Linked DNA regions of Homo sapiens: all the other regions are linked to region 2. The links are chromatin loops, found by intact Hi-C in ENCODE. Cell type or tissue: IMR-90. All regions are shown on one strand. Each heading gives the region's core, and the rest is flanking DNA. Links, peaks and the distances in the headings are about the cores only.

Region 1 (5,047 bases), core at 603-4,602, 71 kb before region 2:
GCTGTTAGAAAAATAGCACCAATAGACTTGCTCAACTCAGGGTTGCCACAAACCTTCAGTTTGTAAAAAACACAGTATCTACCAACCACAATAAAGCAAAGCACCATAAAACAAGACGTGCCTGTAAATGGTGCCTTCTGCACTCACTCTGTCTGAGCAAGTGTACGCAAGCTCCAGGGCCAGCAGATCCTGTGGATTCTGCAGTTTCTATGGAGGGCCCTTGGGAGCCCTTGGGCATTGGAAGAACCTATGAGGACAGCTACTAAGTCATTGAAATCCTTCTCCCCCAGAGCCCTCTGTGGGCACAAATAGGTGTGGCATGTCCAAGCAGCAATAGTCTCCAGTTTGGGCCATTCCACAGGGACCATGTTCAACCAAACCACACCACTGAGACAAAGATGAGAAATCTCAGGTGAGTCCATCTGGGCCAGGGACCTCCCCTCCATAACACAACATCAACAAAAAAAAGCATGTGCTGCTCCCCTGGGACGAACCCTACCTCCAAGAAGGAACAGCGTTGCTGTAAAATGCTTGGCCTCAGAACCATGCCCAGTGCTGGAGCGCCCACCACAGTAGACACAGAAGCTGGAACATCAGTCTCTGTGGACATCCTTTTACCCACGAGGAAGGAGAGGTGCAGGAAGCTGAGAAAGGGCAGCCTCTGGTACACACTGTCTCCTCATTCCCTCCCTTGGTGTTGGCCCCTCCTCCTGTCTCTAGTCTTTATAGGTTGGGGATCTAAGCCTCTTCCCCTCCACTCATTGTGGGAAGCCCAAAAGAAATCTGCCAGTGATGCAGGGAAGGAAGCTGTCGGGACTGGTAGAGTCTATGCTGAAGAAGGGCCTCCTGTTCCACGTGATTTAGCAAAGTTCCAGAGAATGGCACAAGAGGCCAGCACCAAAGTCTTGCCGTGTAATAAAGTCCTCTTGTCCTTGGAACTGCTCCCTGGGTTCATCTCTCCCAGGAAGCCCAAGGAGTTGTCCATTGGACACATGAGGGGGGATCCATGGTCAGTCAGTTGCTTTCATTTCCCAACACACATGGGGAATTTCTCTTAACTCATGACTTTGCAAAGTAACACTGTGATAAGGTGAACAGAATTGAGTTCACATTATAGCATAAAATTTCAGCAAGTTATTGAACAACTAGGCTAAACATAGAGAACTATAGTTGCACTTCAATTTCAGCCCCTGCACATACAAAACTGCATTGCAAGCCTATTTCTGTTATCCCCCTTGGCCTTCGGCCACTGACCCAGCCCTGGTTTGTCCAGGCATGTCACTTTTTCATCTGGCTCTGTCCTCTATCTAGTCAGGATCATCTTCTATGTCTAGGGTCAGGCTGGCTGAAGAAACTGTTAAGTTCTCCATTGTTTTAGCTCAGAATTCAGCTGTGGAAGTACAGAACTTTCCTTCATAACCACACTACATCGTCAAAGCAGGAGCACAGTGTGACTGCTGGTGGTCCTGCACCTGCACAAATGACGACAGTCCTGGAAGCTAAATGCTCTGTGCTCCTCTGAGTGTGCATTTCTGTGAATCCCCAATGACACAGCCACTGCTGGAGAAAAGGCTGTGGCTGACACACAGCATGGTAGAAAGAGATTTACAGACCTTGTTGGCGCCGAGAAGGGGGAAGTACATCCTACTGCCGATGGCTCCCTGGAGGACCCGCCTGCGCCAATCAGAAGTCTCCTATCCGCGATGGTTTCCTGTCTCTTCCTCAATGTCAGTCTCTTCCTCTCCACCCTCCACCCCCAGCTCTAAAAACCAGAGCCAAATAGCAACTGCCCTGGAAAAAGTGCTGTCTTCCCAAGGTTGTAGGTTTACCATTTCATGCTCAGTTTAAAGTGCCTGAGAAGTACAGGAGGAAAAGTCTGTTAACCAGACTACATGAAGAAAAATACTGAGGAACCATAGGTACCCATTAACTGGTTTAACAAGAAAAGATTTCTAGCTGGGCACGATGGCTCATGCCTGTAATCCTAACACTTTGGAAGGCCGAGGTGGGAGGACTGCTTGAGGCCAGGAGTTTGAGACCAGTCTGGGCAACATAGCAAGAATCCATCTCTATAAAAATAAAAGAAAAGTTGGAGGGAGGGAGGCCAATGGGCAGGATTGGGCAGTGGGTCTCCAGCCGAGCTCCTGGGTCAGCTGCCTGCTAGAGGGGCTGGCGGTAAGGGAGGAGGACTGAGGCCAAGGGTGGGTCTCTGGATCCTACCCTCACTCTGCCAGAGCAACCCCACATACATTGTTTTCTGTGTTAGGATACAATATCAGATCTCTTTTAACCAAGAAGTTTCACTCCTAAAAACAGGGCAGAACGGGCACTGGTGTTAGAGGTGATCTTGAATCAGCTGAGACCTGGAAGTCATCTTCCTTTCTTCATTTGCTAAATGCCTAATATGAGCTGTTTTTCTTATCAGTTTCCCTTCTCTGCAAAAACAGTCTTGCATAGAAAAGATTTGAACCAACTGGGGGCAAGTGCTCAGTAGCGATTCCAGCATCTATAGCCCTGACTATGCCAAGTAATGGTCTGACTGCTTCCCCTGGGGCCTCCCACTACCCCAGCAGCCACCTTCCTACTGTTGGTTTTATTGATAAACTGGGATAGACAGCCAGGAGGAAATAATTTCTGCTTCTGCGAGAAGCCCTAATAGGCCTTTACCCACCCTCAATAATCACTCACTTGCAACACTCGCCGGCATCTTATTACAACTGGAATTCCAAGGAAAACAAGAAATGCTCACTGAACTCATGGATAAAGATTTTCCTGATGAACTGAGGACTTCTCTGCTACCCCTGTTTATTTCTCTCCTTCTCCTCCTTCCGGCCTCCCACCAGCTCCTACTGACTTCATCCCATGCGGCACATGGACCTGCTACCAGGTCCCAGGTCTTTCTAAAATTCAGGAAGAGCTCTGGCTGAACCCTTCTGAGTTCATGGGGACAGTGACACCTGCTGCTTTTCTGCTGCAGGACAATGGTTTGTTCCCTCATTCTATCAGGGAACATATTTTGGGTTCCTACCAGATGCCAGGTTCTGTTTTAAACACCACGGACACAGAGATAAACACACACAGGTTTCCTGCACTAAAGCCAGTTATCATGTGGTAAGGGAGACAGACAACCATAACACAGAGTGACAGATGCAGAAGGCAGGCAGGGTGAGGGGTTGGGGCAGGACCCAGAGATGGGGCATGCCACCTAGATAAAGAGACAGGCATAACCTTCCCAACAAGCCACTCTGCAGCTGTATCCTGGACACCCAGTGGCTCTGGCAAGGGATCACAGATGGTTTAAGACATTTCACTAACTTAGATTGGGGGTTAGTGGCCTGCAGACCTGTACACTTGGCCCAGGTAACTCAGGTAATGCAGGAGTCACTCTGCCCCAAACCACCCCCTCCAACCATCTACCTGGGGTCTGGGTAGATGCTGTTCTGAAAATCTGGGAGCAAACCAGTTCCAACAACTGGTTTTGCTTTGGAATAAAGAATATTCCTTTTTTTTTTTTGGAATGCTCTTGTATTCCAAAATTCGTATGGCTACCAGAAAGTCATGTGCCTCCTCCCATGCCCTGGAATCTATTTGCCCAGGCTAGCAGTGAGACCACTTCTTCTTTTACGGCCTGAGCTCCAGAAGCAGAGTGGCCTGATGGCATTCTGGTTGTCTCCCATCCAACCATCCCTGAGTTTCATGGGAAGCTGCTTTCAGCGGTGAGGCATCGGTGGGCCACAGTAAGCCAGGGAAGAGTCTTTTAGAGTAATTTACTTAAACTCTTGCTTCCAGGCCTCAGGGGTTTCATCCTTCACTCAGGAAAAATATACTAAGTATCTCCAAGAGACAATCAAGGGGAAAATCATGGCACAGCACTTTAGGAAAATGTATCAACAAGTGAAAATATCAGCAGATTTACTAGAGGAGGGTGAGGGCAGCCCTCTAGTTGGGAAGTCAGATCTTTGACAAAAGAGTTTAAAACTCCCTGATAAGCATTTTGTTGACAAGGTCAGTCTTCATTCTTTCTGCCAAAATTAGAAACCACCCTTTTTTCCTTGTCATAACAACACTGGTGCTTATCACCAATTGTGTGAAGGGAGAAGAGTGATGTCCTTTAGGTCTGAAGATTGACAATATAGAGGAGGGAGCTCTTAACTTCCAAAACCACCCAGTCCAGGAACTATTTTCCCTTTTCCCTCTTACCAGACACCCAGATGGAAATCTGCTCTTTAGAGAAGGAAGGAAATGATACAAGGAAAAAGACATCTGCAAATGAGTAAGCTTTGCCCAGGAGGCCACGTTAAGTGAGGTGGATGGAAACGTAAATCATCCGAGAGAGAGAGGGAGAAAGAGACTCTAACCCTGCCTGCCTGGCTCTGCTTTGCAAAGATGCTCACTCACCACCACCTCACGTGCTCAGTGATGACCGCAATAATGTAGTTGTATTTTCTTCCCCATTCTAGCGTGGGGTAACTTGCAATACTGAGCAGTTTATGGGCCTTCCCCTACGCACTCTGCAAGTTCCTGGAAAAACAAGGAGTTGGCATGCCACATTTCCAGCCCCTCGGCCCAACTGCTTCAGGACCCCTGCCTGCCAGCCTCCATACGTCAGGGCCACAGTTTCAGATGCTCATTCAATGACCTCACACTTGCTCTAGGACAGGGGCAGCAGGCACATGGCTGATCCAAGTTTAGAGCAGAAATACGCAAGACAATTGCAGTTATAAAAGGTACACGTCAGTGGTGGGAAGGTCACTGCTAAAGTGAAGCAGGAAAGACATGATTTCTTGGGATGAGGGTAAGAGCACTTCAGAGAAGCTTGATTACTCAGAAGGCTGCAGTTCTGCCCAAGGAGGGGATGCACACAGACAGGCCTGTGATCAAAGCAATGTTCCAGGGTAGAAGGGCAATACTCAACCTAACTCAATGTGAAAACGCCAGTCCTTTTTGTCTCGTTTTTCCTGCCTTAGATTTAACCCATTCTGGGATGGGCAGGGAGAAAGAAAGACCTTCCCCAAGAAGTGCTGACCAGGCAGTTGTGTTTGTGGGG
Region 2 (5,047 bases), core at 365-4,364:
CAATCTGAACACGCCTGTGCTTTGGGCTCAGATAAACTGACATCGCTCTAACTCCCAATCAAAGCCAGGGTTGGGGCCCCATGGAATAGCAGGGGCGGTGGGTGCAGAGCAGTGGAGCGAGCATCTGATGGGGCAGGGTGCGCACCTCGCCAAAGCTGGGTGTGGCTTTGTCACCCACCATTCTAGGTTAGGCTTGACGTTTCATGGACAATTCACAGCAATGGGGGCTCGCTCTGTAAGATGCAGTGCAGGGTTAAGGGGTGCGGATTGATCCCAAAAGAGAACAGAGCTGGTCTTGATAGAGGTTGGACCGCCTTAGAGCACAGGATGCTGGCACTGAAAAGCAGTGACAGGGCTGGGGTGCAGTTCAGGGCAGCTGGGCCCGGCCAGCAGCAGCTCATGGCTGGCGTCCTCAGCAGCCTCTGATCCCAGTGATGGCGTGACCAGGTCTCCCCTAGGAAATGGGTTCTTTTGAACTTTTCAGAGGTATGAAGGAAAGCCTCCCTTTTTATGAGTTCTGCTGCAGGCAGAGGAAGTGGCTGTGTGCAGAGGAGAGCAATTAGAGGCAAAGGTCGGCAAACTGCTCACCAGGCAGGGCATGCTGCAGCCTGTCGGGGATGGATGGGGTGTGGGCCAAGGCTCTAGTGCCCTCCTGCTGTGGGATCTGGGTGCGGGGAGGAGCTCCTGGACAAAGGCAGGAAGCCACTTCAAGGTATCCCCATTTGGGATGAATCCACTTTGACCCCACTTGCCACAGTACTCTGGAAGACAGTGGCTTGGTCCAGCTCCCCATTCATCCAGTGTTGTTAGGAATGTCTAAGCAGGCCAGGCACGGTGGCTGACGCCTATAATCCCAGCACTTTGGGAGGTCAAGGTGGGCAGATCACCTGAGGTCAGGAGTTCGAGACCAGCCTGACCAACATGGAGAAACCCCAACTCTACTAAAAATACAAAAAATTAGCCAGGCATGGTGGCACATGCCTGTAATCCCAGCTACTCGGGAGGCTGAGGCAGGAGAATTGCTTGAACCCGGGAGGCAGAGGTTGCGGTGAGCTGAGATGACGCCATTGCACTCCAGTCTGGGCAACCAGAGCAAAACTCTGCACCAAAAAAAAAAAAAGAAAAAAGAAAAGAAAAAGAAAAGAAAAGAAAGAAACTTCTAAGTAGCCCATATCTAATCTGGTGGTGGGAGATAGTTAGTTCTTTTTTTCCCCAGCAATTCTGCGTCCCAAAGTGCCCTATCACATCCTAGAGCCACACAGCTCTCCTGCGGGGATCTAGACCAAGATTAACACATGACGTGCTGCATCCCACAAGGTGGACACCCCTTCCAGTGTGCCCAGGATTGAGTGGCTTCCTGGGATGCAGGACTTTCAGGGCTAAAGCCAGAACAAACTGGTCCCCTACCCACATGACCCTTATCCCTCCAGAAAGAGACCCAGGCCTTCAAAGGAAACAAACTAAGCTACCCCTGTGGACAGAAGGCACCTAGACCAGCCCCCCAGTTGGAAGACAGACCCAGCATCATTTGAAGATTAGAGGTGTGGAACCTTCCAGACTAGTCCCCAACCAAACCACTGGTGCCAATCCAGGCCTGAATGGTCCCCTAAGCCAGGCTGAGCCGAGCCTGGGCACTGAGCTGTACCCTCCTCTGAGCCAGCTGAGGTTGTGTCCCCATCCCACCCACCCACCCTCTCTGGGATCCCAGGTCCCTAGAGCAACTCTTGTCACATCTGACCAGGTAGGTGCCTGGGTATGGTGAGGATGCACACCATCCAGGGTGATGCCCACATGGCACTGCCAGTTCTGTGCATCGGGCTATGAAGAACACTCTCGTGGGGTTTATTTTTGCTGACATCTCTTAGCCCTGGTAGGGTGGAGTGGGGTTGGGGATGGGTGCAGTGTGAGCAAATTGTGGCTAATTTTGCTTCTGCTGACCAAGAGACTAGATGAGGTTTATAGAATGCACGTAAAAAGCTGAGGGAAGTGGAATGGGGTTTCCACTGGCCTTCTTTTCACCCTGTGGGTGGCTCAGCCTCCCCTCTGTATATCCCAGCCCTATGCCTACAGAGGCTCCCTTGTACCCACAGGCGTTGGTCTCAGGCCTGGATACAGGGAAATGAAGAGCATGGAGAAAAAGTGAGCAGGAAGGGAGAAGAAAAGGAGGTGGATGGGTAAGGAGAGAAAAGACAGGGCCCCAAACTTGCCTCAGTGCCCTGAGTAAAGATGCTTACCAATTCCTAAATACCGCAGTGGCTAAGAGCTCTACATCTATCAGCCACATGCTGACTCCTCCAACAACTCTAGAAGCCAGGCTGGCTTCTGTCCCATTTTTACATAAAAAGAAACTGCCTCAGAGAAGCTGAGCAATTTACCCACAGTAACACAGCAGTCAGTCTCATCACAGGGAGGCGTGACTGCAAAGCTCTCAGCAGCGATAATATACAGCTTTCTGTCTTTTAAACTTCTATTTGTAGAAGTACACGGTGAATCTCCATGCCAAGGAAGCTTTCTATCATCCTAACTGAAAGACCTACAGGCACCGAACTCATTAACAGAAGTACCTGGGGAGTCAGAACCCCTCGCCTGAGTGCTGGGAACGGCTGATGCGCGCCCCCTGCCGGCTGTTCCGAAAACAATCAAATAACGTGAGGCTGGCAGCCTGGACCGGGATGCTTCACAAAGAAACGAGAAAACGGCAGCCATGCTGAGACTGTTCTGGATTTGGAATATGCAATTCTGGAGACAAGAGAGAAAAGAGAGGAGTAATTCAAAACGGCTAGTTCCCTAGAGGAATGTTTGAGAGAGTGGTTGTAAAATGCAAATGGCCTTTCAGCTTGAAAATTTGCAGTGGCAGGTAGATTCACACAACCTGAATTCAGAATACAAAGAAAAGGCAAGAAATGAGATGTAATCCTTGACTAAAAATAAAAACAATCACAAAAGCCATACATAGATATATAGAAAATGTTGACAAAAACAATATTTGAGTGCTTACTATGAGCCAAGTACCATTCTAAGAGCTTTGCCTTTATTATCTCATCTAAGCTTCATAGCAATTCTATGAAATAATACTGATTTATCAGATGTGGAAAATAGGGCATACAGATGTAAAGCAACTTGTATAAGGCCAAACAGCTAGAAAGTAGCAGTACTTTACAGGGATAGATACAGTAAACAAAAGGCAGGTGGAAGAGGGATTACAGGTTGCTCTTATCCAGAGTGGTTGCAGCCAGGTGCAGTAGCATGTGCCTGTAACCCCAGCTACTTGAGAGGCTGAGACAGGAGGACCTTTTGAGCTCAGGAGTTTGAATCCAGCCTGGGCAATATAGCTAGACGCCCTCCCCCTTCCCACCCCCCCGCCGCCGCCATATCTAAAAAATAAAAAATGTCAGGCGTGGTGGCTCACACCTGTAATCCCTACACTTTGGAAGGCCGAGACTGGAGAATTACTTGAGCCCAAGAATTCAAGACCAGCCTGGGCAACATAGCAAGACCTCTCCCCACCCCTATATGTACAAAAAAATTTTTAAAAATTAGCCAGGCATGGTGGTGCTCCTGTAGCCCCAGCTTCAGGAGACTGAGGGGGGAGAATCACTTGAGACCAGGAGGTTGAGGCTGCAGTGATCACGCCACTGCATTCAGCCTTGGTGACAGAGTGAGACCCTGTCTCAAAAATAAATAAATAAATAAATAAATAAATAAATAAATAAAAATGCTTGAGACCAGAAATGTTTCCAATTCGGGAATTTTTTGGAATATATAAGATATATTCCAAAGTCAACATTTTTAAAAAGATATATAATGAGGTATCTTGAAGATGAACCCCAAATCTTAAGACAAAATTCATTTATGTTTTATATATAAACCCTTATAAACACAGCTTCCAAGTAATTTTATGCAATATTTTTAATAATGTTGTGCATGACAAAGTCTTGAATGTGTTTTGACTGTGATCTGTCACGTGAAGTTAAGTGTGGAATTTTCTACTTGTGGCATCATATTGCTGCTCAAAAAGCTTTGGATTTTAAAGCATTTTTGATTTTGGATTTTCGGATTAGGGATACTCCACCTGCCTAGACTGCGGGAACAAATATGCCGGCTTCCCACGCGTGGGAAGTGATAGTGTTTTCCAGGAGTGATGAGGTATTTGAGCTGCCTGTTGCTCCTTCCTTATTCCCATTCCCCTTGTAACCAAAACAAACAAACAAACCAGCTAGGCATGTGTAAGCCCGAAGGCTAAGGTTGCTCATGTCTGGCCACAGTAAAGAAGAAGCCCAACCAGCTCCCCCTCCCAGAACTGGAATTTCTGTCCCCTGTACCATGAAAACATCTCACCTCCTGAGCTGAGTAGCCACAGAGACAAAGAGGGTAAGGAAGGGAAAGAACCTTAGGCTTGGGGCTGTTTCCTATACCTGTGGTTTTTAAAAGGAATCTGGCATTCCTAGGCAGACAAGAATGCAAACTGGCCAAGGTACAGAGACACCTGAATCCTGTTCCTCAGACCCAGAGAGACGCTGGGAGGTCATATTTCCTGCTTTGTTTTCTGCTGTAAGATTCCGCTGTAACTCCTTGCCTAACAGAAGTGGGTGAGTGAAGGCAGCAACGTTTCCTACAGCGGACCTCCGTGTGACTCCAGCTCCTCCCTAAAACATAAAGCCTGCTAGAGCATGGGGCTGAAGAGAGTGAAGAGAAATCACTGCGTGGCTTTGGGTGTCAGTGGCAGGTGTTCTTACTGTATAGAGGGGAGCTGAAGACTCCCTGGACGCAAGTCTCCACCCCAGTTAGAGGGAGGAGTTGGTAAACTGGGGGAGGCGGCAGAGAAAAAGTTTCAACCTCAACACTGAAAAACAGCCTGGGGATCTTGGCAGGGTTTTAGCCCTCACATCTGCCTTCGAATGAGGGACTTCCAGCTGACCTCTGACAGTGTCCTCCAGTATTATGCAAGGGCAGAGTTAAGCTTTTGGCAGCAGGCAGGAGCACAGAAGTGCCAGGGACATTCTGTTAACAAAGCACAAAGGGTAGAAGGAAGGAACAAGCCATTCTT
Region 3 (5,047 bases), core at 748-4,747, 320 kb before region 2:
CTAACACAGTCCTCCCTCACATTTCTCTCTGGAAAAAAACCAAAAAACCAAAACCAGCTGCTGGTAGAAGCTACTTCTTAAAAGGACACAAGGCAGGTTCAAAAAGAATCATGGATTTTTTTTTCTACCCCAGTCTCCCACCCAGCCACAAAGAACAAACAATAAAACCCAACCGAAAAACAGGGTTGAGAGACGTTTGCTTTGACTTTCTGTATGCTTTCTGGCATTAAGCACTCACTTGCGGGCTGACAGTTTGCAGCATTTATAAAGCATCTTAGCTTTCTCATGGGACTGGTATGAGATCTTGCCACCCACCCATGGAAGCTGTAGCCCTCTTCACTGCTGCGGCCACCAGGGTGTGGGTGGAGGGTCGGCCCCACCACACAACTGTAACTAGGCCCACAGGTTGGGTGTGGAGAGCTGTGCATTAGAAGGGATGGGTCCATCTGGGGCCTCTGCAGGTGGCAGGAAGAGACTGTAACGTCACCCATTAGTAGCCCTAATAACATTATGAGGCTTAGTCCACTGAATCCAAAACTTTTCCTTGGTCCATGGACCCATGTCACACTTTAATGCAATCTTACAGAAAAATGCAAAAACCCAAACTGCTAGACCAAGTATTTCTATCTGCATCCCAGCTTTCTTACACTGTCATTGCAGGGAATACTTGGGAAGAAGAATGTTCTCAATGGGTGCGAGCTTGACTCAGCGTCAGCCCCTCCTAGGCTGCCACTCTTTTCTGTTCAGATCAAGTGATCAGTGCTCTGGCATATTGGCGGGGTCTGCAGTGATGTGGGTGGTCCTGTATATTGAGAGGCCTTTGGTAACCTCTCACTGGAGCAGGGTCAGCTGGTCCTGGAAACACACTTGACACGCTGGAACCTGCGGTTTGAGCTACCATGCCTCATGGGTCTTATTTGGTATTCAGAATATGTCCTGGAGAGCAGGGAACTTAGGAGTGTAACAGTGTCATTTGGCAGGGACCAGAGACTAAGCGTTATCTTCTAAGGTGAGCTCTTCCTCGGGGCCCCTTCCACACAGCCTCCAGGTGGCCACTCCCAGCTTGCTGAGTGTCTGCAGAGCCCCTGCTATTGATGTGTGTATTTAGATCTCTTAGTATCCTCCCACCTAAGTAAATGAGGGGTCTCAGCTTAGCCTACACTGTGCTTCCCTGCATGTACATGCATGCACACGCTCAACACAGCACATACACACACTCAATACCCAGCACACACATGCATATACACCCACAGGCTGAGTGGCCAGTGCTGATGGGGAGGAGTGCTGATAGAGAAAGATTTGGGGGCCAGTACCCTGGGCTGAGAGCTTACATGTGGCCCTGGGATTGTGGCCAGTGTCTTGGAGAAAGAGACTACAGGTAGCGTAAAGTGGGTTGTTTTCAGGAAGGTCTGTGTTACACTCTGAGAGTATGCCACGACTCTTTAAGGCTCAGATGAGAAAGAGTGACAGAGTTGGGAAAAGGGGCATCCTCCTCACTTTTGCACAGGACACAGTGCCACCCTGGGCTGGGAGACTAGAAGGGAAGTTTGTGTCATTCAGTGCCATGGGGGTTCTTCAGTTTCAGGAGATGTCCCCCACCCCCCGGCAGGGTGCTAACCATGGAGGGCAACCACTGATGCCTCCAGCAGCTTCTGGACAGAAGATCCTGTAAGGAGCCAGAGAAGAAGGAGAGGGGCCTGGTGCTGTGCATGTGTGAGGTTGTTCAGGCTCCTTCAATGGCCGGTGCTGTGACATCTACATGTCTCTCTCTGTGTGTCTGTCAACCTACCTATTGACTGTCTATCTACCTACCTATCCTATCATATCTATCTCTATCTTTCATCTATTTATCATCTATCTACCAATCTCATCTATGCATTTAAATATGTATGTATGTATGTATCTATCTATCTATCGATCGGTCGATCGATCATTTATTTTTTATCTTGATTACACCAGATAAGCTGAGGATTTTGCAGGTAAGCACGTGGAAGCTAAAGGCCAGCAAGACTTGGTTAGGAATATCAATGCGTCCTCTCTCACGGCTACCAACCAGCCAGTGAGGGATTTGCAGTGTGACAAAACAGGCCTAAGCCCTGACTGGCTGAGGGAGCCAGTGCCTTACAGGTTAGTCAACCAAATGGGGATAGTGGAAAAAACAATGCACAAAAGGTTTCTGAAAAGCAGAAATCAGGGTGCCCTGGAGTAGTCATGGCAGTAAATTAGCGGCAGTCAGTGGCATGGTGCCCACAGCTGGGCTTTTCCCGGCCTCTTTTTCACATGCCACAGGGGACCGTTTGCTACAAGGGAGCCTCAGTTGGCACCACTCCACTGTTTATATTTGGTCATTTATTCCCAATCCTCATGAGTCAACCAGAGAGCTCTGCCAGTGGTGATGATTCTGCCGCGCTGTTTTATCTGGAGCAGTGCCATGGACTCTGTGCTGATGTATAATCCCTGAAGGAAAACAGGAAAAGATAGCCGTACACAGGCAAAATATGTACATATTTCACTGGCGCAGCCACAAAGCCAGAATAAGTCAACTAGTTCAGCTGAAACAAAAGTCAACCCAAACACTGAACCACACAAGCCCAGGAAATTTTGTTTAAAAAAAGAAAGATATGAAGAAGGAGGAGGAAGATGCGACATGCTCTGGGGAGCCCTGTTTCAGACTCTGTTCTGGTGATCCTCACGCAGGTGAAATCACTTTCCACAGTGGGCTTGGGGGCTTCGGGTGCTAACTCTTCCCCACTGTCTCACTGACAATGGTGGGCGCCCTGGGCTGATTCCTCACTATCTATCCCAACACTCTCCTTTCCTTCACCCAGAGCCTGGAGAGCTAAACCCTATGTTTCCCAGGCCCAAGGCTCCAGATGTGATTAGTATCTGCCAAGCAAATTCCCTCCTGGAAGGGTTGATTTCAGAGCAGAGTTAAGCCAAACAAGAGGCGGGACACAAGACTTCCAGTTTTGCAGGTGTGGGACTGTTGCAGAAAGATCACTGTTCCATGCAGTGAGCAGCTACAGGAACAGTGCTTCGATTCCTTGGAGGCAGCTTTCCCTGCGCAGCTCTGCAGACTGCAGTGCTAGTCGCGGCTTCCTGATTCAGCAGGCAGCCTCCTCAGAGCAGCAGGAGCTGTGGGGACTGTGGGGACTGTGGTGACTTTGGTGACTTTGGCCACCAGTCCTGCAATGTGGCTTTGGATGTAATTCCTAGAAGCTTAGCCTCAAATCTGTTTCCTCTGCTCTCCCAATGATTCTGTAAACTATTTCACACCCTCAATATTTCTTCTCCGCTTAAACTAGCGAGAGTGTATTGTATTCTGTGCAACTCAATGCTGATGAATCAGAGTATAAAATGGTTTAGAGCGGGGTTTGGTGGCTCACACCTGTAATTTCAGCACTTTGGGAGGCCGAGGTGGGAGGATCACTTGAGCCCAGGAGTTTGAGAACAGCCTGGTCAGCACAGTGAAAACCCCATCTCTACAAAAAATTTAAAAATTACCCAGGCGTGGCGGTGCATGACTGTGGTCCCAACTACCAGGGAGGCTGAGGTGGGAGGATCACTTGAGCCCAGGAGGTTAAGGCTGCAGCAACTATGAATGGGCCACTGCACTCCAACCTCATGACAGAATGAGACCCTCCCTGCCCCTAAAAAATAAATAAACCAGATTGGCCATGCTCACTTCACAGTGAATAGGATGGCATGGAGGCCCAAGGCAATCTTGGTAAGTTGCTAAGTTGAAGCCTAATGTGAATAATAAAGGAGTTTGCCAACTTTTAACTTTCCCAATTTCAGAAATTCTCACTAATCCCCCAACATTTATCCCCTTTGAGTTCCAGGAGGAATTCTTCCCCACATTTTAAACTATGCTGAAAGTATGAAACACACTGAGCTGGATATGTCTGTTTGAGATGAAATATCCTGGGGGACCAGTAGGGTCTGGACATCGTATACATGGAGACAGATAACCACTGTCGCTTATATAGGTTCTCTATGGTCAGCAAATATCCCTAGGGGGAATTGTCTCACAGCCATTCCCTATGTGTTGTATTTGGGTCAGAAAGCAGTTCTGAGGTTGCTGTTCTCTCCATGATCTGGCCAGTTCTCACCTTATCCAGACTGTGGTAGGCAGAATAATGCTCCCCAAAGATATCTGTGCCCAAATCTCTAGAACCTGTGACTATGTTATGTTACATGGCAAAGGGGAATTAAGGTTGCAGATGGAATTAAGGTTGCTAATAAACTGACCTTAAGGTAGGGAGATTATCTTAGACTATCCAGGTAGGACCAATGTCCTTGTTCAAGAACAAGGGTTCTTAAAAGTAGATGAGGAAGGCAGAAGGGAGATGTGATACAGAAGAATGATCAGAGAGATGCAGCATTGCTGGCTTTGAAGATAGAGGAATGTGTTCAGAACTAAGGAAGGGGACAGCCTTTAGAAACTGGAAGAGGGCAGCCAGGCACGGTGGCTCATGCCTGTAATCCCAGCACTTTGGGAGGCCGAGGCAGGTGGATCACCTGAGGTCAGGAGTTCAAGACCAGCTTGGCCAACATGGCAAAACCCCATCTCTACTAAAAGTATAAAAATTAGCAGGGCATGGTGGCAGGCACCTGTAGTCCCTGCTACTCAGGAGGCTGAGGCAGAAGAATAGCTTGAACCCAGGAGGCAGAGGTTGCAGCAAGACAGAGATCACAGCACTGCACTCCAGCCTGGGTGACAGAGCAAGAGTCTGTCTCAAAAAAAAAAAAAAAAAGAAAAAAAAGAAAAAAAAGAAACTGGAAGAGAGAAAGAAGAATTCTCCCCTAGAGCCTCCAAAAGGAATGCAGCCTGATCAAAACTTTGACTATTACCCAATGAGAACTGTGTCAGACTTCTGACCTCCAGAGCTGTAAGATAATAAATTTGTATTGTTGAGGCCACCAGGTTTGAGGAATGTGTTGCAGCAGCAGTAGACAACTAATACACAAACCTTAAGCCTTTCATTCATGTCACTCCATCAAACTCCAAGCGCGTTCATGGCTAAGGAAGCTGCTTTGGGGTTGT
Region 4 (5,047 bases), core at 678-4,677, 390 kb before region 2:
ACAGCCTTGAACTCCTGGGCTCAAGCGATCCCCCACCTCAGCCTCCCAAGTAGCTGGGACTATAGGCTCCTGCCACCAAGCCCGGGTCCTCTCTATTTTCTTGTAGCATGTTATGTGTCTATTTCTAACATGTTAAGCTGATTAAAAAGACCACAAAACAATGAGGCCAAAATTCTGTAAGTTTTGTGTCATTAATATTTTTTCTAAATAAAACCCACTCAAGTCTTGTTATTTTCTGAGTTTTCATTTCCAGCCTCTCTTATCCTCTAAGCCTTTCCTCATGTCATCTCAAAAATCTCTTCTTCCAATGCTACTCTGACTGTATCATTGCTTGGTTGCTGATTGCCTATCATAATTAGCCAGATTTGTCAGCATGAATGAATGCTCATGTCAGTGTCAGAACAGGCAATACACATTTGTTAAAGGGACAGATGTGTGAATGGGCGCTGATGTTCTGCATGGGTAAGTCCTTCCGCGTGGCTCACCCCTGTTTCTTTCCCACACTGCTGCAACAAGCCTGCCTACAGTTTCCTACCCTGGGATGCCTGCACTAGCATGCACACTGGAGGGCAAGCCTTTACTGACTGGAATGTCTGCACCTGACTATCTGTGCTAGTGGGATCAATGATGGATTCACCACCCGGCTAAGCTTTCCCTGAGTTACCTGGTTGACGATGTTCACTAATCCCATAGCCCCCAGGGCTTGAGAGTATCGTTCACAGCAGAGGAGTTTGCATTTCTTTATGTATGTAGTAACATATTATCTTTTATATGCACTTTACCTGCTTCTTCCTTAGAAGGTAGACTCCTCAGGGCCAGAAATACAGTCCTCTGTTTCTTTTATCCCTCCTCACAGCCTCTGCCAGTGCTCTGCAGCTCAAAGGTCCCTGATAAGCAGAGTGACTTCAGCATTGTAATGAACCAGAGCACAGAGAGAGGCTGTGCAAGCAAAGGGTAGGAGCAGCCCTAGAAGAAGGCACACATTCATTCCTCGGGTTGCAGCCTGTTTACAGAGGGAGAGAATCTCTGCTGCAGTTACCCAGCATCCAGGGGTCCATGCTCTGCCAGCGTCACTCAGCCACGTGAGATGGGGTGATTGGACCAAAGGAGATACATGGTGTTTTATTTAGTGATGGTGGGGCCATTTCTGTTTTTATTTGTTTTTAACTGGGGTATGTGTGTCAGGACCACACAGCAGCAGGGAGAAGCTTCCACCTGCTTGGAACAAAAATGGGAAGGCTGCATTTCCAGGCTGCATTTATCTTATGTGTAGTGTAAGCAGCATCGCTGACTGGGAAAGAAAAAAGGGTAAAGAGCATTATAGATGCCTGATAATTCAGTCCTTAAGAGATGGCTCACTCAATTGCTTGGTTTTGTATTTTCATTTCTTTTCCTGACTGAAAATGGATCTGGAGCCTGAGAGCACCTGATGTTGGGCGAGGCCTCTGGGTACGAGGTGGAAGTTCACATTTCTGGATTATGTGTAGTTTCAGAATGCCTTCTATCTCGGTGTCAGGATAGATGTTAAGATGCAGGAATTCTCATAAATCTTCTCGTTAAAAAGAAGAAAACAACAAAACTTCTCACAGAACATAAAAACCATGTCAGGTGGCCGGGCGTGGTGGCTCATGCCTGTAAACTCAGCACTTTGGAAGTCCAAGGTGGGTGGATCACGAGGTCAGGTATTTGAGACCAGCCTGGGCAACATGTGAAATCCCGTCCCTACTAAAAATACAAAAATTAGCGGGGAGTTGTGGCACACTCCTGTAATCCCAGCTACTCAGGAGGCTGAGGCAGGAGAATCGCTTGAACCCAGGAGGCAGAGGTTGCAGTGAGCCAAGATCATGCCATTGCACTCCAGTCTGGGCGACAGAGCAAGACTGTCTCAAAAAAAACCCCAAAAAAACAAAAAAAACCCATGTCAGGTTGCTCCCCTGAGCAAGGCCAAGCTCAGTTTTCACCTGGTGGTCCCATGGGGAGCTTCCTGTGGCTTAGTGTTTGCGTCTGCCATTTGCTATCCCTCCCCAGCACACCTTCCTGTGGATGGAACTTGCCAGAACTTCCTCAGCAACCCTGAAGAGGAAAGCTGGAGGCCCCAACAGACGCAGAAGTGGGCTGCACTGCTGTGCTTCCATGGGGCAGTCAGGGCTCAGGGCCCCAGCAGCAGGCCAAACCCCAGCCCAGCTCCCTTGCAAACCTCCTCTGTCATGTACCCTGGGAGTCAGGTCCAACCCCACTATGTCACAACTGAGGAAACAGAGGCCCCGAGAAGTTCAGGGAGAGCTGGGGTCAAGATGCTAGATCCTGCCTCTGGGTGTGGTGGCTTTTGTTCTTGTCATCCGGTGGGCACTGGGCCTGCCCCGCACAGCTCCTTCACCCCGGAGAGGTGACAGCAGACTACATTAGGCCCTGCCAGGCCCAAAGACTCCAGCCTGTTAATCTTTAACCAGAGCTCTGGACAAAGGTAGCCCTTCTGACCTCCTGAGAGTTTCTGAATAGCTCGGAGGCTTCTGTGACAGAGCCACACGTTAGCAATGACATATATTTAGTGCAGGGAGGCATGTTGAGTACAGTTCTAAATTCTGTTGTGAATTGTGCCCAGGGAACAAGCACAGAGAACATTTTCACCATGGATATGTATGTACTTGTAAGAAGCAGCTGGGTGGTTCCTTCAGCAATCTGCTGAGCTGTGGCGATTACATCACACACTGGTGCAAAGGCCTTGAACCATTAATGTGCTGCCTCTGCGAGGGTGACCAGGATTCCAGCAATGAACAGAGAAGGTGCTTGTCCCCACTGCTCACTGGGTGCCTTCAGATTCTTAACTTTTGTCTTTTTCTTTTTTCTTTCACTTCTTACCTGTATCTATAAAACAGGACTCTGTTTGCTTTGAAAAGAGCCAGAATGACCTCAGGGGTCAGTGACTCATGCTGTTGGCTCTGTGAACACAATCGAGTGCCCCTTACGTAAGAAGCTCCTGCTATCTGAGGGAAGGGAGGTCCGAGCCATTATTCCTTGGTTATAAACACTCCATGTGGTTTTGTTTGGTGGTTTTAAAAAAGGTGTGTCCACAGGGTTGGTGTTCTAGAATCGTGGGCAGAAAGAAGTCTAGCTCCTTTCATCCAAGGTTCTAAAGGGTTCTCTGAGCTGTAACTCAGCTCTAACTGGACAAAGAGGCAACAATTCCCCTCATTTCCTGTGCGCTGTCACCACAGGAGGCTACACTTAAGGAGGTCAACTCAAGTTGTTTGGACCAAGCTTCCGCAGTTGTTCCCATTATCCTGTTTGAATCCATTCACTCTTACACTGGCCATGCAAATAGACACTCCCCAAGGAAAGAAGGACCTTAGAAAATAAGTGATCTCAGTTTTCATCTGACTTTCTTCTGGGGTGTGGGGCTGGTCATGGGTCTATATTCCCTGCTGTGGTCAGGGCCCTGTGGGACATGTGGCTGTGTCCCAGCCCTCTAGCACAATCTGCCGTCACTCCTGGGCTTTTGTATGCCTGCTCCCATTTGCTCTTATCTCCTCAACAACCACGTCAGGTAGATAATACATACCATCAGTCCCAGTTTACAGATGAAAAAAGTGAGGCACAGGGAGCTTCAGTAACTTGATCAAGACTAGAATTCAGAGAAATAGCCAAACCATGACTCATGATCCTCTTGCTCCAAAGTGCGTTGTCTCCCCCACAGCCCACTATATTTGTTGTTTATTTTTGAAAATGGTCATGAACTCAGCTAAGACGCTGGGGCAGTGGAGCGGAGGGAGAGAGCCTGCTCTTCACAGAGGGCTTATGGGGTGAGAGGAAGGGAAGCTAAGTACAGGGCAGGCCGGGGCCATCTAAGGTGGCCTCTGACCATCCTGGAGAGGCATGGGGCTAGAGAATGAAGAATGAGGCAGAAATGAGCGTTTTTGAACTGGTTTACCGAGCAAGAACTAGAATGGAAGGGGACATATTACAAATGACAAATGCCTGATCCAAAGCCCATGAGATGCTATTGATGAGGGCCACGGACCCTTACTCTGTGCAGACACAGAGGCTTGGATGCACACACTTGCATACACACACACACACACACACGCACTGTTTTGTTTTGCTCTGCTTTATTTTTGCCACTGTGGAATAATAAGAAGTACAGTCACGCATTGCTTAATGATGGGGATGCAGTCTGAGAAATGCATCAGGTGATTTCATTGTTGTTTGAACGTCATAGAGAGTACTTACACAAACCTAGACGGTATAACCTACTACATACCTATACTATATGGGATAACCTATTGCTCCTGTACCAAATACTGTAGGCAATCGTAACACAGTGGTATTTGTGAATCTAAACATATCTAAACACAGAAAAGGTACCATAAAAATGTGGTTAGAAAAGATGAAAAATGGGGCTGGGCGTGGTGGCTCACGCCTGTAATCCCAGCACTTGGGAGGCCAAGGTGGGCGGATCACTTGTGGTCAGCAGTTTGAGACCAGCCTGGCCAACATGGTGCAACCCCATCTCTACTAAAAGTAGAAAAATTAGCTGGGTGTGGTGGTGTGTGTCTGTAATCCCAGCTAGTCGGGAGGCTGAGGCAGGAGAATCATTTGAACCTGGGAGGTGGAGGTTGCAGTGAGCCGAGATTGTGCCACTGCACCACTGCACTCCAGCCTGGGCCACAGAGCGAGACTCTGTCTGAAAAAAAAAAAAATTAAAAAAAAGATGAAAAAAGGTACACGGTCTAGGGTAGTTACCGTGAATGGAGCCTGTGGGACTGGAAGTTGCCCTGAGTGAGCCAGTGAGTGAGCGGTGAATGAATGGAAAGGCCTGGGATGTTACATTACTGTACACTAAATTTATTTTAGCTACACTAAATTTATTAAAAAATAAAGTAATTGCACTATGACATTATGACAACCATGGCATGCATCGCTAAGGGATAGGTATTTTTCAGATTCATTGTAATCTTTTGAGATCACCATCATATGTATGGCCCATCCTTGGCTAAAATGCCATTATTTAGCATATGACTGTACACATATTGGTCTCTGCCCTCAGTTC
Region 5 (5,047 bases), core at 487-4,486, 110 kb before region 2:
GTCAGAAAGATGAAAGCTCATGAGGGCCTGTCACCACCAACTCTTCCCACCAGACCTGTGCAGAGGAATCTAACTTAGAAGTTAAACCTTTTGGAGAATCCCTCCTACTCACTCTCTACAGCCCCTCCACATCGTGCAGGCAGGCTGTGTGCTGTTAGAACACGGCATTCTTACTCAGAACTCCAGGCCTTTGCTTCTGCCATTCCTCCCACCAGGAATGCCTTTTCCTTCCTCTCTAGCCATATCTTATGTTTCCTTCAGGGACCAGCTCCAGTGCCATCTTTGAGAGGGACCTCCCTTCTTTCTATTCTACAGAGTAAATGATTCCCTCCTTCACACTCCTCTGACGGTGAGAAACTTCCTTTAGGAAGGTGATCGAGTTGTTTTTCTGCCTGGATCACTTTCGTGCTCATCACCCTCAGATTTCAAGCCATTTATCTCTTCTTTGTCCTTCTGGGACTGACTCAGATGCCACCTCCTTCAAGTAGACTTCCCCGACTGGCTCCCCTCCCATTTTGCCTTCCAATGATCCTGCTTATTTCCTTCATTGTGTTCATCACCAGCTGTAATTTTACATTTGCTCTTACTTATTTGCTTATTAAAAAGTATTTATTGCACTCTTGCTACATTTCAGTCACTTTCAGATGCAATGATAACAGGAAAGATGGGATGCATGCTCTCAGGATGTTACATCCTGGTACAGTTGAGACAAGAAACAGGAAACACCACAGACACTATGATGAACAATTGCAGACGGTGCCGGGTGACAGATGAGGCAGTAAATCCAGGCGAGGGGTGAGGGCAGCTTGGCCAAGGTCCATACCACTACTTAGTGCCTGGAAAGCATGCTCCATAAGGACGGGGACTCTGTACCTGGGCTGCTAGGGCACCCGAGGGGCCACAGGCAGGCAATGCACATTCACTGAAGATGTCAGTGGGTATTCCTTTCTCATCCGCCCAGCACCAGACCCTGAGCCCCTCAAGGGAAGAGATTACTTATAATTTATCTCTGTATGTCCTATACCTGACCCATAGCAATATGAGTGTGTCCCCCCAAAAGACCCATTCTCCATCTCATCTTCAGGGAACATAAAGCAGATCAGAGAAGGTAAGCCGCCTTCCTCCTCTCATTCAATGCAAGAAATGATGCACAGCTGCTTTATCTATGGAATGTGACAAATGACCTTGTATTTATTCTACTTGGCTTAGCTCATCAGTGCTTTGCCAACTGTGTATTGTGGCTCATTTATCCATCTGATACACCTTTATTGGATGTGCACAGATGTCAGTGGCACTGTGGATCACCATAACTCCTCAAGTGGGAGCTGCCCCAGCCTCCCTCCAAACCGAGCTCCCCCCTCCCCGCTCCACCCCATCCCGCTCCCTGAAATCTGATCCCTCCCTGGAAGCACACAGGAATCTTTCCTGTCTGGGAGACCACAGTATCCCCAGTCCCTAACACAGTGCCATGCTTACAGCAGGGGCTTAGTCAATGTTTTGCAGATAAATGGGGCCCTGCTGGGGACTCAGGGGTGGGGTGCAAAGATGCATCACATTGGTGGTGCAACAGGATTTGTTTGAAAGGCAGGGATAGGCTGGGCGCGGTGGCTCACGGTTGTAATCTCAGCACTTTGGGAGGCTGAGGCAGGCCGATCTCCTGAGGCCAGGAATTCGAGACCAGCCTGGCACAGTGAAACCTCGTCTCTACTAAAAATACAAAAATTAGCTGGGTGTGGTGGCGGGTGCCTGTAATCCCAGCTACTCGGGAGGCTGAGGCAGGAGAATCGATTGAACCTGCGAGGCAGAGGTTGCAGTGAGCCAAGATCACGCCACTGCACTCTAGCCTAGCCTGGGCAACAGAGCTAGACTCCATCTCAAAACAAAAAAAGCAGGGATTTCTGAGTCTATTTAGACTGGAGCACCAACCACATGCTTTTGGGCAGTCACTTGGAGCCCTTGTCTATCACTATAACAGGATGCTGCTTTCCACGCAGGATCCATGCCCTTTAATCAGAACTGCATATGGGAAAGCTCAGCAAAGCCATATGGCCATATACACAGAAATGACGGTGATAGTATCCCTATGACTGAGAGCATGGCAAGAAGAAACTGGAGGAGTTTCCAGGTTTCTCGGGGATGGGATTCCCACTCATGGTTTAAGGCACAGAATCAACGTTGTCTCTCTAGGAAGCCTCCCCATCTACTGGAGCCCCTGGGGTGCATCACCGAGTCACAGCACCCGCTGCTTCACTGCTGTTATCTGCTGCTTGTCTGACTCCCCCACTACTCCGAGGGGTCACTCAGGACCAGAATGGTGTCTTATTTATTTTGAAACCTCGGCTCATAACAGAAGGCCCTGGCACATAGAAAATGTTGTATAAACTTTTGCTGAACTGAATTCTTATTCCAACCTTCTCTCAGATTTATTAAAGACACAAAAGGCACGTCTGTAGACTGAAGACGTTTTTGGCTTCGCACCCAGCTCTTGGTCTAACTCAGTGTGTGCGGCCAGGATCCGTAATGATGTGTTATGGAGACGAGTAACGTTGTTGGATACTGAGCAGTGCGTTCAGGCCGCATTCCTGTGGGCACGCGCTCAAGTCCATCATCCCTCAGCAGAGGCCGCGTATCACACTGGAACACACACAGCCTCTGCAACCAGACCCCGGGCCAACGTGTGGCACCCAAGTGTGAACAGTGGGGTCCTTCAGTGAGGTACTTAAACTCTCTGTGCCTCAGTTTCTCTTCTGTGAAATAGAATGGTAATAATGCCTGGCATCTGGGGTCATTGGGGGGATTAAATGAGCTAATACATGCAAAGAACTGAGAAAGCATTGACACATGACAAATGCCGTGTGGATGTCAGCTATTGTTCCTACTGAGGCAGGACACACAGTGGCCTGGTGGGAGGGGCGGGGTTTGATGTTGCAGGTATTACTGGAAGCCTTCTCCTTGCCCGACTTCCCCAGATATTTCTTCCACATCCTCACCTTGGTGGCTTTTGTGATAAAAAAAAAAAAAAAAAAAAAAAAAAAGATGGCAGTAGACATAATGCCTCCCAGGATTCTGTATCCCCATCCCCAACCATCCCCAGTCCTTATCTGGGTGGTCAGGACCACGGCTTCTGGGGTGCATCCCTGTCACTCAGCTGGACTCCAACTCCTTGGTCACCAGCACAGAGCCTAGTGCCAGGTCAATACTTAGAATATGGTATGTGGATAGGCTGCTCCTTGTTGCTAGACTGGCTGGGGCTGTAAGTTCTATATAAAAGAGTTCTCCATGAGGAAAAGAGTAAAATGCATAATTGTGGATCTGAATTCATCCAAGGCAATTATGGTGAAGCCACCCCTCTGGCCAGTGACCTGTATGTGCCCGCAGCTGGTTTAAGGGTAGAAATGTGGCCCAGCTCTGTTGGCTGTGACAGGAAAGGGAGAAGTCTCCCAAGAGGCATCTGAGGAAGATCTCTTTGGTCTAAATTTAAAAAGAAAAAAAAATGCTTGGCAGGAAATCATCGCCTTCTTCTACTGAACGTTCTTGTAGAATAAGGGGTCCTGACACTGTGGCATTTACCCTACGACCATGCAGTGGGCCTATGACAAAGATGCAGGATGAAGATGGGGCTCAACAATATGGTGGAGCCTCGAAGCCAACCAGCGCGCAAGCTCTCTCGCCACATGTTCTTGGAGATGGTATTTTCACCTCCTTGGCTGAGCTCTTGGGGGTTGCTTTTTCTGTTATGGGACCAGTTAGGATGCATTTGGCTGATAGTCACCAAAAAACCAACTAGCCGATGATTTAAATCAGGAGATGGCAAGCTTTTTCTGCAAAGGGCTAGAACATAAATATTTGAGGCTTTGTGGGCCACACAGCCTCTGTCACAACAACTCATGCCTGTCCCTGAAGCTCAAAAACACCACTGGTGAAATGTAAGCACAAGGCTAGCTGTGTGCCAATAAAACACAATTCGCAAAACCAGGCTGGTTTTGGCCCACATGGTTTAAGCCATGAAAACATTCATCGTTTACTTAATTAAAATCCCTGGCAAGATCCCAGGCCTGGCTGGGTAACTGTGACGTGGGCACCTCTGCAGTTTCCCATCCTTCCTCCCCAGGCTCCAAGGTGGAATGGACAGGAGGCCGAGAGGGGTCCCGATGTCCTCCTCACTGCCCGGCACACTGGCCTTGCATTTCATGTGCCATCCTCAGTGGCAAGGCGAGGTGCTGTCTCAGCCTCTGTCGTGAGAAATGAGCAAGTGGGGAAATGGGTGGGGACGGCTCCGGGGAGCTGACCAAGAGCGTCAGCCACGTGACTTGTCAAGGAGACCCAGGGAGCAGTGACTGAGAGAGGAGGCCAGCCTGGGAAAGGAGCCAGGTGCGCCAGCCCCCGCCCTGGGGCCAGGACAACAGCTTCCATGCACACACAAGAAGCAGAAAACTTTTTTTTTTTTGAGACAGACTTTTGCTCTAATCACCCAGGCTGGAGTGCAGTGGTGTGATCTTGGCTCACTGCAAGCTCCACCTCCCAGGTTCAAGCGATTCTCGTGCCTCAGCCTCCCGAGTAGCTGGGATTACCAGCAGCTGCCACCATGCCCGGCTAATTTTTTATATTTTTAGTAGAGACAGGGTTTCGCCATGTTGGGCAGGCTGGTCTTGAACTCCTGACCTCAGGTGATCTGCCTGCCTTGACCTGCCAAAGTGCTGGGATTACAGATGTGAGCCACTGTGCCCAGCCAAACTTATTTTTAAATATTAAATTTCAATTAAATTAATATGAATTTTACAACTTAACAAAATCGCAGAGACAAAAGGAACACTCAGGAAGTAATTTGAAGTACACTGTCAGAAAGGTGTCTTATGATCTGATTGTGAAATAGTTCATCCTTCACAAACTGCATTCACATGCCTTTTAACTGTGTCCTCTTGAGAAGTTTGTGAGGAGGTTTCAGTCCCCAGGTTGCAGGTGAAACTGGCAGAGTTGGGGGTTTAAACTCGGACCCTCTCAACTTCAAGCTCAGGTGTCTCTTCTGCTCAGCACTGTTAGATTGCAC
Region 6 (5,047 bases), core at 682-4,681, 260 kb before region 2:
AAGTGGTGGGAGCAGGACATCATCCCAGAGTGTATGGTGGGATGGGAGTTACAAACTGAAAAGAACTGCAAATTCAAGGCTATAGGCACACTGAAAATATCTATTTAGTGTCTGCAAAACATCTACCACATTAGTGTTGTCAGTTTCCGTTTTTATAGTTTTTTTGGTAGTTATATATATATATGTATTTTCTGGGTTTTATAGTTGTATAGATCTCTATACAGAATAGAAACCTAGAATTATGCTTTTTTTTATGAAGCACACACATACAAAAGTAAAGGCAAAAGAAGTCGACACCAGACAACTGTCGGGTTTTTGGGGATTTTTTTGTTTTTGTTTTCCTTAAGCGTAACAAAAAATCAGCATGTTCCTCATTTTGACGCTAAGCTGATGAAAGCTCCTCCTTTATGTCAGTATGGTTCCCCTCTGGGATCTGTGCAATCCTCTGCCAAATGGAAGGACCCTTACTGAAGGTGTAACAGACACATCCACAAGTCTGTCCTGTAATGTCACGTGTAAATCGTGATGGCTGCAACAAAATCAAATCAACAGGACAAAACAAAACAAAGCAAAACGGGTTAAGTAGAGAATAAACTCAGAACACCATAACCTTTGAAGCTAAGAAAAGAAGCAGACTCATGTGGCAGACATTATATTTTTTACTGTGGTAATATATTCCTAACATAATGTTTATCATTTTAACCATTCGTGAGTGTGCACTTCAGTGGCATTACACACATTCATATTGTTGTGCAGCCATCAGCACCATCTATATTCCAAAACCTTTTCATTCTACCCAACAAAAATGTTGTACCCATTAAATAATAGCTCCCAACTCTTTCCTCCTAGCTTGTGATAACCCCTCTTCTTCCTGTCTCTATGAAATTACCTACTCTAGGTACCTCATGTAAGTGGAATCATACAGTATTTGTCTTTCTGTGACTGGCATATTTCACTTAGCATTATTCCTTAATGTTAATCAATGTTTTAGCATATATCAAAGTTTAATTCCTCTTTGTGACTGAATAGTATTCCATTGGACAGACATACCACATTTTATTTATCCATTCATCCATCAGTGGCTTTACGGCTTTTGTGAATACTGTTGCTGGTGTACAAGTATCTGTCCCAGTCTCTAATTTTAATTTATTTGCACATATTCCTAGGAGTGGAATTTTGGGGTCATATGGTAATTCTGTTTAATCTTTTAAGAAATTGATAAATTGTTTTCCACAGTGGTTGGACCATTTTACATACCCACCAGCAATAAAAAAAGATTCTAATTTCTCTACATCTTTGCCAATATTTGTCATTTCCCCCTACCACCCCCTACCTTTATTTTCTAAGAGATAGGGTCTTGCTATGTTGACTAAGCTGGTCTTGAACTCCTGGCCTCAAGTGATCCTCCTGCCTCCCATCTCCTCCCCTCTCAGTTTACTGGAGGGCTTCTGAGAAAGAGTTTTGCACAATTAAAAAATACACAAGAAAGAGGCAGTCCTTTTTCTTCTGGATTTTTTTGTTTTAGATGAGATATCTGGAATTGCACAGCCAACTTACCACCGTGAGGGCAACTGTCCTGAAGACCAATCCAACCTGTGGAAGTCAGCAGAGCAGAAAGAGTAGATCTCTGGTCCCCAAAGACGTTGTTGAGTTATCAGGTGAGCCAAACTTGGAGCTGCACCACCTTGGAACATCTTGTCATATGTGATTATACATCTCTAACTGACAAGGACGTTGGAGTCAGGGATTTCTGTTCCTCGAAGCCAAAGCCATTTTAATTAGGATTTTTAAAATTTCTTCTTTGAAATGCACACAATTATACATATAAAATTAATATATATTGACCAAATATTTATGGCATCAAACATCAGTTTGATTTTTTTTCTTTTTTTTTTTTTAAATTATACTTCAAGTTCTGGGATACATGTGCAGAACGTGCAGGTTTGTTACATAGGTATACACGTGCCATGGTGGTTTGCTGCACCCATCAACCCGCCATCTACATTAGGTATTTCTCCTAATGCTATCCCTCCCCTAGCCCCTCACCCCCTGACAGGCCCCGATGTGTGATATTCCCTTCCCTGTGTCCATGTGTTCTCATTGTTCAACTCCTACTTATGAGTGAGAACATGCGGTGTTTGGTTTTCTGTTCCTGTGTTAGTTTGCTGAGAATGATGGTTTCCAGCTTCATCCATGTCCCTGCAAAGGACATGAACTCATCCTTTTTTATGGCTACATAGTATTCGTGATTTTTTTTAAGAGACAAGATCTCGCTCTGTTGCCCAGGCTGGAGTGTGGTAGCAAACATAGTTCACTGCAATCTCGAACTCCTGGGCCCAAGCAATCCTCCTGTCTCAGCTTCTGGCGTCTCTGAAACTACAGGCACACACCATCATGCCCAGCTAATTTTCTTTATTTTTAGTAGAGATGAGGTCTCACTCTGTTACCAGGCTTGTCTTGAACTGCTAGGCTCAGGTGATCCTCCTACCTTGGCCTCCCAAAGCATTGGGATTACAGGCGTAGGCCACTGGACTCAGCCTTAATTTGATCTTTGTCAGCACTGTAATAGCTCACAATCTGCTTATTGGAAGATAAGCGATGCAATATAAAACCTTATGAGATTAAGTATCAAAGGAAATATCACAGCCAGTCAGTGGTTCAGAGGAAGGAGTGAGGTTTGAGGCTGGAGTGGGATCCAGGCCAAAGTGGAGGTCATAGCTGAGCTGGACCTTGGAGGTGGGCAGGATCACAAGAAGACAAATGGAGGGGGCATTTTCTCCACTCTTTAGTCACATTTCTTTTTATAAGGAAAAAAAGTGCCCATATACCAAAGATTGTGCTCAGGAATTTCTGATAGTGATTGAAGCAATCCCTCTCTCTAATCTCACTCTCCCTGCATTCCTTCAAGTACAAGCTGTTTTCAAAATATTCTAGCACATTTCTTTGCAAACTGTTTTCATCATTTGGAACTTGCTATCTCACCTAAATGGAATGTGAGTTTACTCAGTTCAGAGTTTTTCAGATGTGATAGGAGGAGTCACATGAGCTGAAGCAAACCACCCAGCGGCCCCTGGAAAGATCTTCAAGCTCCCAGTCGTGGGTGGGACCCTTCCGACCCTACAGTGTACTGATTAAAATACAAGAAAAACAGATGAACAAAACCCAAAGCAGCTGCCCTTGCTTGCTCAGTGTGTTTGGATCCTGGAGGGGCTAGAGAGAAAGGAAAAGAGGTGTCCCTTAGTGAGGAGTGACCAAATGTCCCCTCCCCTTGTTACACACTGCAGGACAGCATTCTGCTTCCACAGGACAACTCAGAGAGGCCACATCCTGCTGTCTGTAAACACTGCTGCTGTGTGTAAATAAATCTCATTCCTGGAAGGGTCTTGGGCTGGAGTGAGCAGCTTGATCCATACCAGAGACAGTGAGCCTCCAAGACAAGGCACAGGGGAGAGGACAGACGGCCAGGCCTGGGTCTGCGGCAGGCCACTGCGAACCCCCAGGAAGTCACTTAACAGTCCTGGTTATTCACCATGGAAATGGGAACCCGAATGCTGGGCTCAGGTGGTTGCTGTGAGCAGTACATTAAAACATTTTCCGTATGGCTGTCATTGGCAACGGGGTAGTAGTGAGTGGTGGAAAGATGCGTTATTGGTCTTTGCCCCACCTTCAGAAAGGCATCAAATTTAGGGATTTAGTTGTATCTTTAAATAAGATCATCCACACGGTCATTGTGTTTTATGTGTGCGTGGTGAACAGGGAGACAGCGATGCTAAAACTATGAATTTGTTAAATGTGAAAAATTAAAATATACCATAATTGTTATTACCTTGTCTTGGAGGACTGTGTGTGTGTCTTATATACAGATTTTCTTCTGCCTCTGCCACCCCTGAGACAGCAAGACCAACCCATCCTCCTCCTCCTCAGCCTGCTCAATGTGAAGAAAATGAGGATGCAGACCTTGATGATGATCCACTTCCACTTCATGAATAGGAAATACATTTTCTTTTCCTTATGATTTTCTTAATAACATTTTCTTTTCTTTAGCTTACTTTGTTATAAGAATACAGTTTTATTACATATAATGTACAAAATATGTGTTAACCAACTGTTTATGTTATCAGTAAGGCTTCCAGTCAACAAGAGGTTATTAGTAATTAAAGTTTTAAAGAGTCAAAAGTTATAAGCAGATTTGTGACTGGATGGAGGGTCAGTGCCCCAATCCCTGCATTGTTCAGGAATCCACTGTATTGTATAAGTATGTGTGTGTATGTGTATATATATACCTATATATATACACGTGTATATATATATATTCATATATATATATATACACGTGTATATATATTTTATACACACACACCCACACTCACACATATATCTCCATTCCTGGAAATACTCCAGGCTTGAGTGTATGTATTTCCAGGAGCCTTAAAAAATGGCAACTGCTCAGGAGTGTCTTGACTTCTGAGAGGCTTGCAAAAGATCTAGCAGACAGAGCCCTTCTCAAGTCTGCAGGACAAGGGAAAAAGCATTAGAGAAGGGCAGGCTGGTTTTCAGAGATGTTTCAAGACCCATGGAGACAGGAGCCCCAGGGCGAAGTGTGTGCATTTTGGAAGAATTTGGTAAAGAGAACCACCCATCTGTGCTGGCCCCTATTTTCTCTGCAAGAGAATCTGCTTCATAGGTGCTATGAAATTGCAATTGTGATTGAGCTATTAAATTGCTGCCCATGCCAAACCTGGCTCCATTGAGAGCTGAAGATGTTTCTGAGCTAAATGAACTGCCATCCACATAAATACAGTCACAAGCACGCCCAGGAGCTGGAGCCATCTACCAAGCCCAACGTTCACCTCTTCTTTATTTCTATTTAAAAAACAAACAAGCAAACAAAAAAACTTTTGTTGACATATAACAAACACATCACAAAATGCACTATCTGTAAGGGTACAACTCAGAGCATTTTACAGAGTGAACGCTCCCGTGCCATTCCACCCAGATGAGTACAAAGAGCGTTACCAGCATGCCAGAGCCCTCCTCACACCCTACC

Evidence for each region. Peaks named below come from ENCODE experiments on the same cell type or tissue, not always from the same donor. Only the 100,000 strongest peaks of a DNase experiment are listed, where the experiment ranks them.
Region 1: a loop joins it to region 2, with 4 times the contacts of the local background. A loop is called at or near these places in 17 of 110 quality-filtered maps.
Region 3: it touches region 2 in a loop (2.4-fold over the local background); 12 of 110 quality-filtered maps call a loop at or near these places.
Region 4: a loop joins it to region 2, with 2.5 times the contacts of the local background. A loop is called at or near these places in 12 of 110 quality-filtered maps.
Region 5: it touches region 2 in a loop (2.7-fold over the local background); 8 of 110 quality-filtered maps call a loop at or near these places.
Region 6: a loop joins it to region 2, with 4 times the contacts of the local background. A loop is called at or near these places in 4 of 110 quality-filtered maps.

Annotation. Positions count from the first base shown.
Region 1 is chr1:229,154,071-229,159,117 of GRCh38, forward strand. LINC02815 (long intergenic non-protein coding RNA 2815) reads right to left here and starts at 655. Exons shown (of 5, transcript NR_186727.1): 1 at 500-655. In IMR-90, for the core only: a CTCF peak has its summit at 2,956; no DNase peak of the experiment used is centred there; H3K27me3 peaks cover 2,067 bases.
Region 2 is chr1:229,225,027-229,230,073 of GRCh38, forward strand. No RefSeq gene overlaps it. Among named protein-coding and RNA genes, the nearest start is that of TMEM78, 22 kb to the right of the region's middle. RefSeq lists enhancers at 1-437, 3,028-3,753. In IMR-90, for the core only: a CTCF peak has its summit at 2,616 (motif pointing left); a DNase peak (open chromatin) is centred at 2,595; H3K27me3 peaks cover 370 bases.
Region 3 is chr1:228,900,863-228,905,909 of GRCh38, forward strand. No RefSeq gene overlaps it. Among named protein-coding and RNA genes, the nearest start is that of RHOU, 170 kb to the left of the region's middle. RefSeq lists a silencer at 2,220-2,514. In IMR-90, for the core only: no CTCF peak of the experiment used is centred there; a DNase peak (open chromatin) is centred at 2,409; H3K27ac peaks cover 807 bases.
Region 4 is chr1:228,835,693-228,840,739 of GRCh38, forward strand. No RefSeq gene overlaps it. Among named protein-coding and RNA genes, the nearest start is that of RHOU, 100 kb to the left of the region's middle. In IMR-90, for the core only: no CTCF peak of the experiment used is centred there; DNase peaks (open chromatin) are centred at 2,959 and 3,669; H3K27ac peaks cover 615 bases.
Region 5 is chr1:229,113,790-229,118,836 of GRCh38, forward strand. The region is part of intron 2 of LINC02815 (long intergenic non-protein coding RNA 2815); the gene reads right to left. Among named protein-coding and RNA genes, the nearest start is that of LINC02815, 38 kb to the right of the region's middle. RefSeq lists enhancers at 2,117-2,618, 2,619-3,118. In IMR-90, for the core only: no CTCF peak of the experiment used is centred there; a DNase peak (open chromatin) is centred at 2,492; H3K27ac peaks cover 223 bases; H3K27me3 peaks cover 208 bases.
Region 6 is chr1:228,961,338-228,966,384 of GRCh38, forward strand. LOC105373143 (a long non-coding RNA gene) reads left to right here. Exons shown (of 3, transcript XR_949234.2): 2 at 1,526-1,658; 3 at 3,864-3,960. Among named protein-coding and RNA genes, the nearest start is that of LINC02815, 190 kb to the right of the region's middle. In IMR-90, for the core only: no CTCF peak of the experiment used is centred there; a DNase peak (open chromatin) is centred at 3,004; H3K27ac peaks cover 1,753 bases.